Linked DNA regions of Homo sapiens: region 2 is linked to region 1. Evidence: chromatin loops called from intact Hi-C (ENCODE). Cell type or tissue: dorsolateral prefrontal cortex. All regions are shown on one strand. Links, peaks and the distances in the headings refer to the core of each region. The heading gives the core; the rest is flanking DNA. Region 1 has its middle 47 kb from the start of TILRLS. Region 2 holds the start of TILRLS (TCL1A interacting lncRNA, retroperitoneal liposarcoma associated).

Evidence for each region. A loop is a pair of places that touch in the nucleus more often than their neighbours do. Peaks named below come from ENCODE experiments on the same cell type or tissue, not always from the same donor. Only the 100,000 strongest peaks of a DNase experiment are listed, where the experiment ranks them.
Region 2: it touches region 1 in a loop (2.3-fold over the local background); 15 of 110 quality-filtered maps call a loop at or near these places.

What each region holds. Positions count from the first base shown.
Region 1 is chr5:67,313,768-67,316,684 of GRCh38, reverse strand. No RefSeq gene overlaps it. Among named protein-coding and RNA genes, the nearest start is that of TILRLS, 47 kb to the right of the region's middle. In dorsolateral prefrontal cortex, for the core only: no CTCF peak of the experiment used is centred there; a DNase peak (open chromatin) is centred at 1,444; H3K4me3 peaks cover 702 bases; H3K27ac peaks cover 2,500 bases.
Region 2 is chr5:67,267,172-67,270,088 of GRCh38, reverse strand. TILRLS (TCL1A interacting lncRNA, retroperitoneal liposarcoma associated) reads right to left here and starts at 2,067. Exons shown (of 3, transcript NR_186086.1): 1 at 1,916-2,067; 2 at 553-796; 3 at 1-19. In dorsolateral prefrontal cortex, for the core only: a CTCF peak has its summit at 1,653; DNase peaks (open chromatin) are centred at 1,448, 1,648 and 2,160; H3K4me3 peaks cover 1,743 bases; H3K27ac peaks cover 2,500 bases.

The sequences.
Region 1 (2,917 bases), core at 234-2,733:
AACAAATTTATATCATTGTATATCATTCTGAGTGCATTTTGGATAGTCATAAGAACACATAAATGCCTTTTCACACAGTTATAATTAATGTGCACAAAATATTTTTCAATAAATATTATGTCATATATATCATGTAATTCCCTGAACTTATATGTTAACATTTCAGTAATTGTATGTAACAGTAATTTTATCTGTTTTTCTGTTTCGATATATCTTATGAAGGTGACAACCTCCTACCAGAGACAATGGCTCATTGGGTTATTGTTCCTTTTTTTAAATATATGTTTTTTTTTGTTTTGTGTTTTCAGATAGAATCTCACTCTGTTGCCCAGGCTGGAGTGCAGTGGTATAACCATAGCTCACTGCAGCCTTGACTTTCTGGGCTCAAGCTATCCTCCTGCCTCAGTCTTCCAAGCTAGGATTACAGTTAAGCACCACCACGCCTGGCTAATTTTTTAAATTTTTGTCGAGATGGGATCTCACTCTCTTGCCCAGGCTGGTCTTGAACTCCTGTGTTCAAGCTATCCTCCTTCCTTGGCCCCCCAAAGTGCTAGGATTATAGGCATGAGCCACTAGGCCTGGCCCCTTTTTAATGTATTAATCAGTACACCTCATTGCTATGGGCATTTTTAAATAATCATTCTTTTTCATTTTTGTAATATGTTCCTCAAAGTGTGTGTGTAACTTTTATTACACCATGGCGGATGACTGCTCAGAAGACTAGAACAACAGAGAGCCTCTAACAAAGCAATTAATGGGCATGTGTCCCTTTAGCCTATTGGGTTGGATCAGTTACAATTATTGGTAATTCAAGTTGCTTTCATTTTCATTTCCTCTATTTTCAAGGCTACGTATTTCTTCCATATAATGTTTCATTTACTACATTTCCTCTATGTAAACCATCTGTTCAAATCCTTTGAGAGTTAGAAGTGAGTTTGTATGAGAAACAAGAGGAGACAAGGAGAGGCCTAGGATATGGTTGGGCTTATGGGGTTCTGACAGCCAAGGATAGGGCCGCCTTCCGTGTGACCCATGTCCCAAGAGGAAGTAGAAGAAATCAAAGGAATTCTATGCCAGCCAGCCCCACTTCCGCACAGAAAGCCAAGACCTACACCCAACAAAGGGAAATTCCCCAACCTTTTTGCCAGTTCACAAATCACAGAATAATCTGCAGGAGCTGGCATTTTGAAGGCATTTTTAAGCATGCCTCACGGCTCCTGAATAAATCCGACCATGCCCACTTTGCAAAGGAAGGAGCTGAGTCACAGAGGGTTGGCTGACTGACTCTGCAGGGAGAGCCCCTTAGTGGGAGAGCTGGAGGCAGGAGGCAAAGTGTGTGAATTCTTGTACTGGGCTCAGGGAGATGGAGCTGCTCTGTCCCTTTATTGTGTCCATCAAGAAACAGACAACCAATTGTGACTTCCCCAAGCCCCACAAAAGAGCAATTTGCTGCTTTGCCAACAGTGAGGCCTGAATAACTGGCCCTTGTGCTGAGAGTAGGCTAAACCCAATCCTCTGCACCAAGCTGAGAGCAGCCTCAACAGGCTCCCCAGCCACATCACATGCAAACTGAATTCTCTGGCTGGTGAAAAGTCCTCCAGCATAGCTAGAGATGGCTTGGATATGAAAGGCGGAGTCATTAGGTTGTCCATTCCCTCCATGTTCCAGAAGAAGAAAATGAAAAATCATTATGCATAAAAGCCACATTTTTAAAAAAAATTAATTCTAATTTCTGAATCACATATTGGATTCATTGACTTTTCAGAGGCTTATAGGCAGTATGAACACATCTGTCAATTGAGCTGATTCCCTAGTTGCTTAGCCAGCTTTTTGCCTGACATCCTTGTAAGTTATAGGATTATATTATTAGTACCCAACAGACTGACAGACATTTGACAATGAATAGATGTTTTCTAAAGAAGCTAGACACTCTAAAAATCTGTTTTTTTAATGTTCTTTTTTTCAACTTTTATATTAGTTTTAGGGGTACATAGGCAGGTTTGTTATATAGATAAATTGTGTGCCACAGGGGATTGGTGTACACATTTGTTTCATCACCCAGGTAATAAGCATAGTACCCAATACGTAGTTTTTTGATCCTCACTCTCCTCCCATCCTCTACCTTTAAGTAGGTCCCAATGTCTATTGTTTTCTTCTTTGTGACCGTGTGTATTCAATGTTTATCTCCCACTTATAGGAAAGAACACGTGGTATTTTGTTTCTATTCCTGCATTAGTTTGCTTAGGACACTGGCCTCCAGTTCCATCCGTATTGCTGCAAAGAACAAGATCTTGTTCTTCTTTATGACTGCATAGTATTCCATGGCATATATGTACCACATGTCCTTTATCCAGTCTACCATTGATGGGCATTTAGGTTAATTTCATGTTTTGCTATTGTGAATAGTGCTGCAACAAACTTACACATGCATGTGTCTTTATAGCAGAATGATTTATATTCCTTGGGGTATATACCCAATAATGGGATTGCTGGGTCAAATGGTTGGCCTGCTTCAAGTTCTTTCAGAAATCTCCAAACTGCTTTCCATAGTGGCTGAACTAATTCGTATTCCCACTAGCAGTGTATAAGCATTCCCTTTTCTCCACAGCCTTGCCAGTATCTGTTGCATTTTAATAATAACCAATCTAACTGATGTGAGATGATATCTCATTGTGGTTTTGATTTGCATTTCTCTAATGATTAGTGATATTGAGCATTGGTTCATATGCTTCTTGGCTGCATGAATGTCTTCTTTTGAAAAGTGTTCATGTTCTTTACCCACTGTTTACTGGGGTTGTTTGGTTTTTGCTTGTAAATTTGTTTACATTCCTTATAGATTCTGGATATTAGACCTTTGTCAGATGCACAGTTTGCAAATATTTTCTCCAATTCTGTAGATTGTCTGCTTACTCTGTTG
Region 2 (2,917 bases), core at 113-2,612, 46 kb after region 1:
TCCAATGTCTTTGGAAAACCTGTAAGGAAAGATATGGGTGAAGGAAAGGAATTCCAAAACCTGCTTTATCTCTTCCCCTTGTTTTTCTTATATTTCCTGCTTGAAGTACAAGGCCAATGTGTTTTGGTGGATTTTGTTTTTGTAAATAGGGAGGCTACTGTGGCAGCAAGTCAGCCAAGTCATAGGGCTTCATCTGAGAGCCTCAGTCTGTCTAAAGTGTTTGGGACTATTGAAGCCGAAAATATAAATGTCACCCACTTACTATTATGTCCTGCAGATAAGAGGGTGAGACGGTCTTACCAGGGACCAGAAAATCACCTCTTAAGCCACACTAGACCCACCATGGGTGGCAATAAGGAACAGTTTTCCCTAACCCAGCTAGCTCACTGCCTCCCAGGTAGGCCTGCATGCTTAGGGCATAGGTCCCATGTAGGTGGGGGCCTCTCACCTATAACTGTTCCTCCCCAAGGCTCCTGAGCTCATAGGCCCATTCAATTCTCTGCTCCCTTCTATAGTGCACCCTCTTTTCCTTGCCAAGATTTTGACACTTGCCTCCATTCCATGTCCCCTAGGATAGAGCTGGAGAGCGTTTAGGGTCCATATGGATGAATGGCAGGATGAAGGTCAAGCATCTATTTACACAGCAATCAAGCCATTTCCCTGGTGAGAGTGCACGCCTTAGTAAAAATCATCTGCTCCATTATGCTAAAAGGGTCTCTGGCTCTTTTCTCCCCTCCTTTGAGTTACATTATAAAAAGATCTTCTTCTGGCCTCTTAGCTTGATGGGTAGCATGCCCTAGGGAAGGGGAAGGCAAGGAACTCATTCTGTACATCAATACTTCCCATTTTACAGAAGCCTGCCTTGTTTGTTCCAAGAAACTGAATGTCCATGGAAAAAAGTTCCCCCTATAAGCAGACCTCACCTTCTCTCAGGTATAGCAGGCAAACTCTCCATGCAAACTCGTGTTTCCATCTTTAGGGCTCTGCTCTGACCTCCTTATGGCTAAATCTCCCTTTGCAGCTTGTAGACTGGCACCAATCCAATGGAGAAAACTTGGTCCTTTTTTTCCCCTCCATGAGCCCAATAAGCTTCTTTAATGATTCTAGTGGTGCTTCGGTCAATGATTCTAGTGGTGCTTGAGAGAGCCAAGAACAGGCTCTGGGGTGAAACAGACAGCTGGCATCTGTGAGCCAAGAAGGGCTGTGCAGCAGTTCTCTAATGGATTTGTTGAAGAGAGGATATAAAATACGGGGCAAAGTCCGAGAAGGCAGAGAGGGAGAGCTGGGAAAAGACAGCAGATGTTGTAAAGATACTCTTTCAAGTTTCCTGTGCACTAGGAATCTGCAGATGTACGTTGGCAGGGCTACAGTCAGAGTGCAGCGGGAGGCTGGGGTTTACACATCTGGAAATCATTTGGTAGAGGGCAGAGTTCAAATGCTTTCTGCTTCAGCTGCCTCAGACAAACCTCGCCGTGCAGGCCGGGGCTGCGTGAGGGGCTGGCCGTTCACAAAGAAGTCCCTCTGGCCCCACTCTTGTGGAAGCCCTACCTAAGCTGGTGGGTTTTCCTCTGTGTTGGTTCAGTCACATGGAAAAGTTGAAAGCATTATAAAAAGAGAGAACAGGACTGGGGAAGGAGGGAAGCAAAGAAGAGAATGCATCACAACTGAGAGAAGCCTGGCTGGAAATCAAGAAACAAAATGTACTTGGACCAAATCCAGTGCATGAGTTCACTTGAGAGCAAAGAACACCATTCAGGAGAGGGGAAAAAAAAAAAAAAAAAGCCTTTTCTGTGCATAGTAACACCCAGGGATCATGCTCACACCACATTTACTTTTCTCAGAAATCCCTGTACATTTTGCCTTCATTTATTTCAAGAATGCGGAGGGCTCTCTTGATCCCGAGGGAATTACTTACTTCCTTTTGAAGGATTTATGGGGTTCTGCTGAGAGAAAGAGCAGGTCTCCCAGGGCCAGGTCATCACCCCACTGACCTACAGCCTCCTGCTGTCAAATTGAGACGTGGTCCTCCCTCCCAGAAGGGAGCCAGGTCAAGCCAGGGGCTTTGCTCCCCTCAGAGGAGAAGCACATCCTCAGGGTGAAATTGGGTCCTGGTTCAAAGTTCCTGCCGTGCTCAACTGTGCAGATGATATGGCTTGCAGCTGCTCACAGGCTTAGCGTGGGGGCCATGTACTCATGTTTGGCAAAGTGACCTTTTGAGGGGTGGTAATGAGTGAAAGGTGCGGGGCATACCCACGTTGGTTAATCTGATCCAGGACCTCAGAAGGATCAGAGTCCACCTAAAAGGATGAGTAACAAAATACAACAAAAAATATAGTAAATGCCAAATATGAGATAAAACAAGTTTAGACAGAGCTCCTCATAATCCTCATGCCCATAGCCTGCTTATCTTTCCATATCCTCTAACTTGAGGCATGTGTCTGCTATCCCCACAGTTGCCCAAGCCAGAAAAGACCAGGTCTCCCCCTTTATCACCATGCATATCCAACTTGGCCACTGGGCCCTGTTGATGATACACCCTTAGCATCTCTTGAATGTTTTGCCTCCACCCCAATGCCACCACCCTCAATAGCTCTGGCCTGACCACCGCAGCTGCCTGTCAGTTTGTCTCCCTGATGCCAATCTTGTCCATTCTCTGAGTTATCTTTCTAAACCTAAATCTGAGCGTGCCTCTACCCTAAATGGTCCAATAGCTCTCCATGGCTTTCAGGATAAAACTCAGCCTCCTGAGCATGACATGCAACATCTTCATGATCTGGTTTTTTGTCCACCTTCCAAACCTCATCTTCAGGGATATGCTGGTAAATGTTTAACAAGCATACCTGCAGACATACCACTGCGTTATCTTATACGACTCACACTCCCCCTCAAGTGACAATGAATTTCTTTCAAATTCCTG